2 separate regions of the Homo sapiens genome follow, and region 2 is linked to region 1. Evidence: read pairs that join two places in POLR2A ChIA-PET (ENCODE). Cell type or tissue: B cell. All regions are shown on one strand. Each heading gives the region's core, and the rest is flanking DNA. Links, peaks and the distances in the headings are about the cores only. Region 1 overlaps TBC1D24 (TBC1 domain family member 24). Region 2 has its middle 28 kb from the start of CCNF.

What was found. ChIA-PET counts read pairs that join two places held together with the same protein. Peaks named below come from ENCODE experiments on the same cell type or tissue, not always from the same donor. Only the 100,000 strongest peaks of a DNase experiment are listed, where the experiment ranks them.
Region 2: POLR2A ChIA-PET joins it to region 1 with 5 read pairs; 2 of 35 experiments call an interaction of 5 or more read pairs at or near these places.

The regions. Positions count from the first base shown.
Region 1 is chr16:2,484,534-2,489,905 of GRCh38, forward strand. All of the region lies in intron 1 of TBC1D24 (TBC1 domain family member 24), which reads left to right. Among named protein-coding and RNA genes, the nearest start is that of TBC1D24, 12 kb to the left of the region's middle. In B cell, for the core only: a CTCF peak has its summit at 2,813; DNase peaks (open chromatin) are centred at 1,951, 2,748 and 3,278; H3K4me3 peaks cover 982 bases; H3K27ac peaks cover 754 bases.
Region 2 is chr16:2,398,959-2,404,330 of GRCh38, forward strand. It overlaps the pseudogene ABCA17P. Among named protein-coding and RNA genes, the nearest start is that of CCNF, 28 kb to the right of the region's middle. RefSeq lists an enhancer at 1,399-2,146. In B cell, for the core only: no CTCF peak of the experiment used is centred there; no DNase peak of the experiment used is centred there.

The DNA of each region.
Region 1 (5,372 bases), core at 279-5,278:
AAGCCACTTTCTGACCTCACTGTCAGGTGACCGATTTCTCTCTCAGCTCTTCCTAGCTCAGTGCCAGGCACCTAGGAGGCACTCAGGAGAAGGTTCCAGAAAGAACGGGTACACCTGAGTGCACAGACAAGTCCAGTGGCTCTCTTCCGTCGTGGTCCACTGTGCCAGCTCCATTGTTCCAGGGCTGAGGCCTAGGGCGGTGGGGCTATATGGCAGGAGGAGTGTCTGCACTTTGGGCCTCTGCCTGGGATTTATTTGTGTCTCTGAGGCATCCAGCAGACTCTTGGAGGACAGGATGAGGTGTTCCCTGGCCTTTCCCAGCACGTAGGTGGGAGGCCTGGGCCCCTCATGAAGAAATCAGACTTGGCGTGGACTTGCAAGGAAGGTCCCCCAGCCGGAGGAGGCGTCATCCCCTCCCTGGGGCTGAATGCTGGGGCCACCTCTCCCCTCATGCCTGCCATCCACACCCCGCTCCAGGTCTGCTTTTAGGCCCCAGTCCCTGCCCCATCTAGTGTGTTCTTCCAGCCTCCCTCCACCTACTCTCCCAGCACCTCTGTGATGTTGTGAAATATCTATTTGGTCTTTGTCCTTGTTTAGTGACATACAACTCCTGAAATCCTCAGAATCTCCGTGGTGCTCTTTCTGTGCGCTGGTGTTGACTGATAGCTTCCGGGTGGCGCTGGTCACTGGAAAGACCAAGGCAGGATTAGCGGGTTAGAACTTTCAGCCCCACCCCCAACCGCGGGGAGGGGAGAGGTCCAGAGGTGGAAGGTCAAGTTGATTGCCAGTGGGGTAATCAGTTATGCCTACTTAACAAGGGCTCCATGTCAACCCTAGAAGACAGGACTTGGAGAGCTTCTGGACAGCTGAATAGGAGGGAGTGCCTGGAGGGCAGCACCGTGTCCCTCTCCCGTACCTCACCCTAAAGGTCTCTTCATCTGTGTCCTTTGTAACAACCTTTATAATAAACTAGTGAATGTAAGTGTTTCCCTGAGTTCTGTGAGCTGCTCCAGCAAATTCATTGAACCCAAAGCAGGGGTTGTGGGAACCCCAACTTGAAGTTGGTTGCTGAGAAGTTCCAGAGGCCTGGACTTCTGACTGGTGTCTGGAGACGTGGGGGGCTTGTGGGATCTGAGCTATCTCCAGGTAGATGTCTCCCGGTGTCGGGATTGAATTGGAGGACACCCTGCGGGCGCCCGCTGCAGAATGGATTGCTTGCTGCCGGGAGAAACCCCCGCATCTTCTGGGTCGCAGATCCTGTGCCGATTGCGGTGCTGGCGTCAGAGCAGAGGAAAACGTGGTATGAGAGTTTTTCCAAAGAGTCCAGACACGCTTCCAGGCCCTCTCAGCCACCCCCACACCGTCCCTACCATTCCCACCTGGCCCGCTGCTGCCTGTGCCCCAGGGTTTCCGGGCACTCCGAGCTTCCCTGGCAGGCAACAAAGCTCTCATCCCTGGATCTTGCGGATCTCGCGCCCGGGCTGGAATGCCTGTGCTGCCCTCCCCTGCCTGGCGGGTGGGGTCGGTGCTCAGGAGCGGGTGGGGCCTGCCGGTCTCCCTAGCCCACCACCAGGTTTCCTCTGTATCCCCGCAGCACTTGGCAAGGTCCAGGGGCTTCCGTGGGGAGCGAGATTGTTTTGGATCCCGCCAGGGGAGCCCACTGAGAGGAGCCTGCATCTCCTATCACGTGAAGCCCGCAGGGGCCACAGCACCTCCTTCCTGTGGTCCCTAGCTGCGGGCGTTGGCGTTCCCCACCCATGGGGCCCGGCCTCATTTCCTCTTCCTCTTCATTCCCGGTCCCACTCCCAGGAAATGGTGAGGGATTGCTCAGACCAGATGGGAAGAAGTGAGACGAGCGGCAGCTGACGCCCATGCCCTGTTCTGTGGCCCGTGACTGAGGTCCAGCCACACAGAACCCCGCGTCCTTGATAGCTTGTCAGCTGCTGGGACGGGGGCTGTTCTTGTGGCCAGGATGTGTGTGGTGGTCAGGCCAGGGCAGGATGGGGCCCAGGCCTGCAACCCCAGCTCTTCAACCTGGAGTCCTAGCGAACACTGACCTACGTTGGGACAGGGCTGCCTCTTGCCCAGGGGGCTGCAGTTGGCCCCTTGGTGGCATCTGGGAGTGTGTGGGAGTGCCTTCTGTGCTGTGGGCCTCATCCCCAGGGCTCTACCTCCAGCCTGAGCTGCTCTGGCATTTGCCTAAGAAGCATCTGTATCGAAACTGGCTTTGAAAACTTCACAGTGGAGCTTCCCTGGGCTGGAATTCTCTGTTTGTCGCTCGCCCCCGCCTCCAGCATCCCCAAGTGGCCTGGGCTCTGACTGCCACTGTCAGGCCACGGTCCTGTGGGATCCAACCCTGAGCCATCTCTGGGGGTCCCCTCATCTTCTCCACCCTCCCGGTCTAGACTCTGCCTTCCTTTCTCCCTGGCTTCTCTGTCCCAACCCTTCCTCCTCCAGGGCCACCAGGGGGATTTTTGTAAACGCAGATCTGATCGGGTCACCTGCCTAGACTTTCCTCCTACCCCGTGTGGGGACACCCGCCTCTTAGCGCATCCCAGCCCCTCAGCACTGCCAGGGCCGCCCAGCTCGCCTTCGCCCACTCTTGCCTCCACATCTGAGGGGCACCGTCCCCACCCACAGGCTGCCTCCACACCTTTCCGCCCCTTCCACAGCAGCAGGCACAGCCCTGCCCGTGGGGTTCCCCTAGCACTTCCCCAGCTGCCGTGGTTGACAGCCTTCTCTCAAGCCGCCTCTCCCTGGCACAGAGGCGGCACCTCAGTGGAGGTCTGTCATGTGACTAACTGCAGGACGAGGGAGCCGCGGTCGTATGCTGCCTCCTCACGTTTGCTGTGACCTGGGACAGGAGCGGTCCCCAGGAAGGGAGGCACGGTGTCGGGGTTGGTGTTGGCCGTGTTAAAATGTCATCAATGAGGCTAAATGTGTGTTCTGTCTTTGTACATGAAAGAGAGTTTGTTTTCAAATCCGGTTGTTTGGGAAAATCACATTCCCCTCTGAAGAAGCGAGACGTGCAGAGGCCTCGTGACTCAGGCTGTCAGGCCTGGAGTTTGGTGCTGGAGTTTTGTGCTGGAGTTTGGTGTTGGAGTTTGGTGTTGGAGTTTGGTGCTGGAGTTTGGTGCTGGAGTTTGGTGCTGGAGTTTGGTGCTGGAGTTTGGTGTTGGAGTTTGGTGTTTGGGGATGGCAGGTGGTGTTACTAGTGGCAGCCTTGCCGGGGTGGCCTGTGTCTCCAGGACTCGTGGGAGGGCCCTGGTACTAGAAGTGGCCGAGTGCCCTGAAGTCCCAGACCTGCGTGGGTCCTGCCTGTGCTCAGGGACCCTCTGGAGCCTCTCTCGGAGGTCCTCGCTGTCCCAGGATGAAGGGAGATGGAGCAGCAACAGCAGCCAGCAGCTGTGGGGTTGTGTTCCGCCCCGAGGCTGGGGTGAGCTGCTTGTCTGCTGGAGCGAAGGGGCCAGCTGCCCCGCTGGGGCCCCTCCTGCCCCGTTCTCCAGTGAGGATCTACTTCCTCCCACATCCATGCTACCTCCCACCTGCCTCCTGGCTAGAAATTAGCTCAGGGTGCCACACTCTTGACAGACGGCCCGCCTCCCAGCCCTGGCCGCCTTCCTCTTCCTGTGGGCGCCTTCAGGGGGTTTGCTGCCAGGGACGGATTTGGGGGTTTCTTGGAGCTCCCATGGAGTGAGGACATAGGCTGCTGTTGGGTGTTCCTGGCTGAACACTGGTCAACTGGCAGGAACTGCCCTCCCTGGGAAGGCTGCTGGGGCTGTGGCGGGGTGGGGGTCTGCAAGCCTGTAGCCATTTAAAGGGCCCCTCCTCACATGTGGTAGAGCCAGAACTGTGCCCTGTGGCCAGAGGGCACGGTGGTCACATGCGTCAGATGACATATCAAGATAACATTTTGGGGAAATAGAAATCGCTTATACTCATTACTCATTCGCACATAGCTTTTTTTTTTTTTTTTTTTTTTTTTTTTGTGGGATGGAGTCTCGCTCTGTCGCCAGGCTGGAGTGCAGTGTGCAGTGGTGCAATCTCGGCTCACTGGAAGCTCTGCCTCCCGGGTTCACACTACTCTCCTGCCTTAGCCTCCTGAGTAGGTGGGACTACAGGCGCCCGCCACCACACCTAGCTAATTTTTGGATTTAGTAGAAATGGGGTTTCACCATGTTAGCCAGGATTACAGGTGTGAGCCACCGCACCTGGCTGCTTTTTTTTTTTTTTTTTGAAATATTTGGCCGGGCGCGGTGGCTCACGCCTGTAATCCCAGCACTTTGGGAGGCCGAGGCGGGTGGATCACGAGGTCAGGAGATCGAGACCATCCTGGCTAACACGGTGAAACCCCGTCTCTACTAAAAATACAAAAAAAAAAAAAAAATTAGCTGAGCGTGGTGGCGCGTGCCTGTAGTCCCAGCTACTTGGGAGGCTGAGGCAGAAGAATCACTTGAACCCGGGAGGCAGAGGTTGCAGTGTGCCGAGATCGTGCCACTGTATTCCAGCTTGGGTGACAGAGTGAGACTCCTTCTCAAAAAAAAAAAAAAACAAGAAAGAAATATTTGCTTTGGAGCAGGAACAGAGTGAGACCCTGTCTCAAAATGAATGAATGAGGCATGGCCCAATGGCTCACGCCTGTAATCCCAGCACTTTGGGAGGCTGAGGCGGGCGGATCACGAGGTCAGGAGTTCGAGATCAGCCTGGCCAACATGGTGAAATCCCATCTCTACTAAAAATACAAAAAAATTAGCCGGGCGTGGTGGTGGGCGTCTGTAGTCCCAGCTACTCGGGAGGCTGAGGCAGGAGAATGGTGTGAACCCGGTAGGCGGAGTTTGCAGGGAGCCGAGATCGCGCCACTGCACTCCAGCTTGGGCGACAGAGCCAGACTCTGTCTCAAAAAATAAATAAATAATAAATAAATAAATAAACGAGCGAACAAATGAATACAAACATTTGCTTCTGATCTGCAGGTACCTTGAGCTCTCAAACAGGCGTGGCGTTTATGAGGAAAGGCCATGTAGGTCCCTGGAGAGGCTTCCCGGGTGAGAAAGAAGCCGCACTGGGTATGGAGGGCAGCTTGGCTGTGGAGAGAGGCATTAGGAGGGGACGGTGGCCTGTGAGAGAGCTGCCCCTGGCCCGTGCAGTTGCACCTCCCTCTGCAGGACCGGCTGCGTGTTGACCCGCTGGGACCGTGATGTCCCAGGCATTCTAGAACACCTTTCTAGCACCTGGCCTGGGACCCTGTAAGGATGAGAGCATCCTCAGGCAGCTGAGCGGTCCTGGCCGGCCGGGCTGGGCTGAGTGCTTTCTATCAACAGGCTCAGTAAATCCCGCAACAGAACAGGGACTAGAGCCCATCCCTTGCCAGT
Region 2 (5,372 bases), core at 96-5,095, 86 kb before region 1:
CTACACGAGTTACGGGCCAGGAACTATGAACGAAAACATATTTTATTGACCCGTGTGATATAATGATACCACTGCCTCGTGATAATGATATATCACAGGGGTTGAGGCTCATTTTCTTTCACATAAGTATCCAGATGGGACAGACTATTTGTTGAAAAGACTTTTTTTTCCACATTGAGTTGTTCAGATGCCTTAACCAAAAATCAGTTGACTGTATGTCTCTACATTCCCTCTTCTGTTTCATTGATCTGTTTGTCTGTCCTGTGCTAGTACTGCATTGTTGAGATTGCTGTAGCTTTGCAGTATATCTTAAAGTCAGGTAGTATATTGTTCTCCCAGCTTTATTCTGTTTTTTCTTTTTTTTTTTTTTTTATTGATCATTCTTGGGTGTTTCTCGCAGAGGGGGATTTGGCAGGGTCACAGGACAATAGTGGAGGGAAGGTCAGCAGATAAACAAGTGAACAAAGGTCTCTGGTTTTCCTAGGCAGAGGACCCTGCGGCCTTCCGCAGTGTTTGTGTCCCTGGGTACTTGAGATTAGGGAGTGGTGATGACTCTTAAGGAGCATGCTGCCTTCAAGCATCTGTTTAACAAAGCACATCTTGCACCGCCCTTAATCCATTCAACCCTGAGTGGACACAGCACATGTTTCAGCGAGCACAGGGTTGGGGGTAAGGTCACAGATCAACAGGATCCCAAGGCAGAAGAATTTTTCTTAGTACAGAACAAAATGAAAAGTCTCCCATGTCTACCTCTTTCTACACAGACACGGCAACCATCCGATTTCTCAATCTTTTCCCCACCTTTCCCGCCTTTCTATTCCACAAAACCGCCATTGTCATCATGGCCCGTTCTCAATGAGCTCTTGGGTACATCTCCCAGACGGGGTGGTGGCCGGGCAGAGGGGCTCCTCACTTCCCAGTAGGGCCAGCCGGGCAGAGGCGCCCCTCACCTCCCGGACGGGGCGGCTGGCCGGGCGGGGGGCTGACCCCCCCACCTCCCTCCCGGACGAGGTGGCTGCCGGGCGGAGACACTCCTCACTTCCCAGACGGGGTGGCTGCTGGGCGGAGGGGCTCCTCACTTCTCGGACGGGGCGGTTGCCAGGCAGAGGGTCTCCTCACTTCTCAGACGGGGCGGCCGGGCAGAGATGCTCCTCACATCCCGGACGAGGTGGCAGGGCAGAGGTGCTCCCCACATCTCAGACAATGGGCGGCCGGGCAGAGACGCTCCTCACTTCCTAGATGGGATGGCGGCCGGGAAGAGGCGCTCCTCACTTCCTAGATGGGATGGCGGCTGGGCAGAGACGCTCCTCACTTTCCAGACTGGGCAGCCAGGCAGAGGGGCTCCTCACATCCCAGATGATGGGCGGCCAGGCGGAGACGCTCCTCACTTCCCAGACGGGGTGGCGGCCGGGCAGAGGCTGCAATCTCGGCACTTTGGGGGGCCAAGGCAGGCGGCTGGGAGGTGGAGATTGTAGCGAGCTGAGATCACGCCACTGCACTCCAGCCTGGGCACCACTGAGCACTGAGTGAACCAGACTCCGTCTGCAATCCCGGCACCTCGGGAGGCCGAGGCTGGCGGATCACTCCCGGTTAGGAGCTGGAGACCAGCCCGGCCAACACAGCGAAACCCCGTCTCCACCAAAAAAATACGAAAACCCGTCAGGCATGGCGGCGCGCGCCTGCAATCGCAGGCACTCGGCAGGCTGAGGCAGGAGAACCAGGCAGGGAGGTTGCAGTGAGCCGAGATGGCAGCAGTACAGTCCAGCTTCGGCTCGGCATGAGAGGGAGACCCTGGAAAGAGAGGGAGAGGGAGACCGTGGGGAGGGGGAGGAGGAGGGAGAGGGAGAGGGAGAGGGAGAGCGAGAGCGAGAGCGAGAGCTCAACCCCTACATTTTACAGATGGGAAAACTGAGACCCTATTCTGTTTGTTGAAGATTGTTTTGGGTATTGTAGATCCTTGACATTATCATGTAAATTTTAAAATAAACTTATCAATTTCTTAAAAAAAAAAAAAAAAGAACCTGATGGAAATGCTGTTTCATTTGTAACGATGTACCACCCTAATGCAAGATGTTAAAAACAGGGAAATGGGGCTGGGCACTGTGGCTCACACCTGTAATAACAGCATTTTGGGAGGCCGAGGCGGGCAGATCACCTGAGGTCAAGAAATTGAGACCATCCTGGCCAACATGGTGAAACCCTGTCTCTATTAAAAATACAAAAATTAGCTGGGCGTGGTGTCTCACGCGTGTAATCCTAGCTACTCAGGAGGCTGAGGCAGGAGAATCGCTTGAACCCAGGAGGCGGAGGTTGCAGTGAGCCAAAATTGCACCATTGCACTCCAGCCTGGCAACAGAGAGAGACTCCGTCTAAAAAAGAAAAAAAAAAAATAGGGAAATGAGGGTGGGAGATGTGTATATAGGAAACTCTCTGAACTTTCTGCTCATGGAGGTAGATGCCCCAGCCCCAGTCAAGCCTTCAAGGGACTGCAGCCCTGGCTAATAGCTTAACCGCAGCCTCATGAGAAATCTTAATATAGAAACACCTAGCTAAGCCACTCTCAAATTCTAGACCCCCAGAAACTGTGTGAGATAATAACTTTTACTGTTGTTTTAAGCTACTAACTTTTGGGATAATCTGTGTCACAGCATTAGATAACAAATACACCATGTTTTACAGAACCATACTGAAGGAAAAAAGTCAATTTCCTGGGTTATTTTGGTGTGACAAATTCTTAGTAGAATGATGGCCCAAAGCCTTTGACTAGAAATAGTTTCCTGGCACATTGACACTTTGCTGCCAACCAAACACATCTTTTTGCCTAGAGCAGGGGTCAGCAGACTTTTTCTTAAAGGGCCACACAGCCGGGCGCGGTAGCTCACGCCCGTAATCCTAGCACTTTGGGAGACCAAGGTGGGCAGATCACGAGGTCAAGAGATCGAGACCATCCTGGCCAACATGGTGAAACCCCGTCTCTACTAAAAATACAAAAATTAGCTGGGTGTGGTGGCCTGCACCTGTAGTCCCAGCTACTCCGGAGGCTGAGGCAGGAGAATTGCTTGAACCTGGAAGGCAGAAGTTGCAGTAGGCTGAGATAGGGCCACTGCATTCCAGCTTGGCAACAGAGTGAGACTATGTCTAAAAAAAAGGACCACATAGTAACTATTTTATGCTATGTAGGCTTAGCAGCATAATCAAGGATATTATGTAAGTAATTATATAACTAGTTCCAGGCCAGATACAGTGGCCCATGCCTGCAGTCCCAGCTACTTGGGAGGCTGAGGCAAGAGGATCCCTTGAGCCCAGGAATTTGAGGCGGCCATGAGCCATGATCACCACTGAAATCCAGCCTGGGCAACAAAGTAAGACCCAGGCTCTATTATTTAAGTGTGTGTGTGTGCATACACACACATACTATATACTATTTATATATATATATATGATTATATATACTTACATATATACACTGTAAATGTATATATAATATGTATATATACACGTGTGTGTATATATACATATGTAGTATGTGTATATATATAGTATGTGCGTGTATATATACATATGTAGTATGTGTATATATATAGTATGTGCGTGTATATATACACATATTAGTATATATATTTTACATATATATTACATTTTATTATATAGTACATATATACTTTACATTATACACATATATAGTGTGTGTGTATAGTATATATACACTTTACATACACATATTAGTGTGTGTGTGTATATATACAAATACTTTAAATATATTTGTGTATGTACATACCTACGCACACATATTGGTTAGTTAACTCAATACTTGGGACTTATTTAAGACTTTGCGGCCAGGCGCAGTGGCTTATGCCTGTAATCCTAGCACTTTGGGAGGCCAAGACGGGCAGATCATGAGGTCAGGAGATCAAGACCATCCTGGCTAACACGGTGAAACCCTGTCTCTACTAAAAAATAGAAAAATAAAATTAGCCGGGCGTGGTGGCGGGTGCCTGTAGTCCCAGCTACTCGGGAGGCTGAGGCAGGAGAATGGCATGAACCCGGGAGGCAGAGCTTGCAGTGAGCCAAGATCACGCCACTGCACTCCAGCCTGGGTGACAGAGCGAGACTGCGTCTCAAAAAAAAAAGAAAAGACTTTGCTAGACAGTTTGTAGCCAGTATATACTATATATATATATACACATGCACACACACATACACACACAAGTATATATTTGTATATGTGTGTTTCAATGTTTATGGTTATGTTAGATCATTATATAATTACATAATATCCTTGATTATGCTGCTAAGCCTACATAGTGTAAATATAACATATATATAGCTCAGAATCAACCATAGTTCATTCTGAACTCAGAATCTCTTGGGCTGGATATGGCCCACTGGCCATTGTTTACCAATTCCTGGCCTAGAGTCTCAACAGAACTCTGTTTTATAATTTTCAGTTTTGCTTATGAAATAGATATTAAATAATGTATCATTTTGTTTTAATTTGCATATAGAATCTTTTAGGGAAAATGACAAAATCTATTCATACTAGTGTTGCCTCAGTTATTTGGAAAAGCCATTGGTTAGTTAACTCAATACTTAGGACTTATTAAGACCTTGCTATCCTGTTTATAGCCAGTATATACTTGCTACCCACTATATATAATCTAGATGCAGCTTTTTTTCCTCATTATTCTTATCCTTTTTTTTTTTTTTGAGACGGAGTCTTGCTCTGTGGCCCAGGCTGGAGTGCAGTGACACAATCTTGGCTCACTGCAACCTCCGCCTCCTGGGTTCATGCCATTCTCCTGCCTCAGCCTCCTCAGTAGCTGGGATTACTGGCACCCGCCACCATGCTTGGCTAATTTTTTTGTATTTTTAGTAGAGACAGGGTTTCACCATGTTAGCCAGGATGGTCTCAATCTCCTGACCTCGTGATCCGCCCGCCTCGGCCTCCCAAAGTGCTGGGATTACAGGAGTGAGCCACCACGCCTGGCCCATTATTCTTATCCTAACTTAGTTTTTTCAAATATCATATTACTTTCATTCTTTAAATCCAAACAAAATGAACTTTGCCATGATTTTAAGAATTTGTTTTTGCTTTTGGTTTGGTTTAGGGTTTGTATGTTGGCAGATGCCAGTACAGCTGTCCCAAACATCAAACATCCCTCTATCCATCCCCAGCCCTGCTTAGCAGAATTCCTGTTGACAGAATTAAACATCTTCATTCGAGGACCTTCTCAATACGGACTGGGCTGCCAATCAAACCAAACACTGGGGTAAATAACTGTTCAAAATGTATGCAAGAAAGCACATATTGGTTTAATTCTTGGAAATATACTGTCATTCTGTCAAGAAGTTACATCAGCCTTTTACAGGGT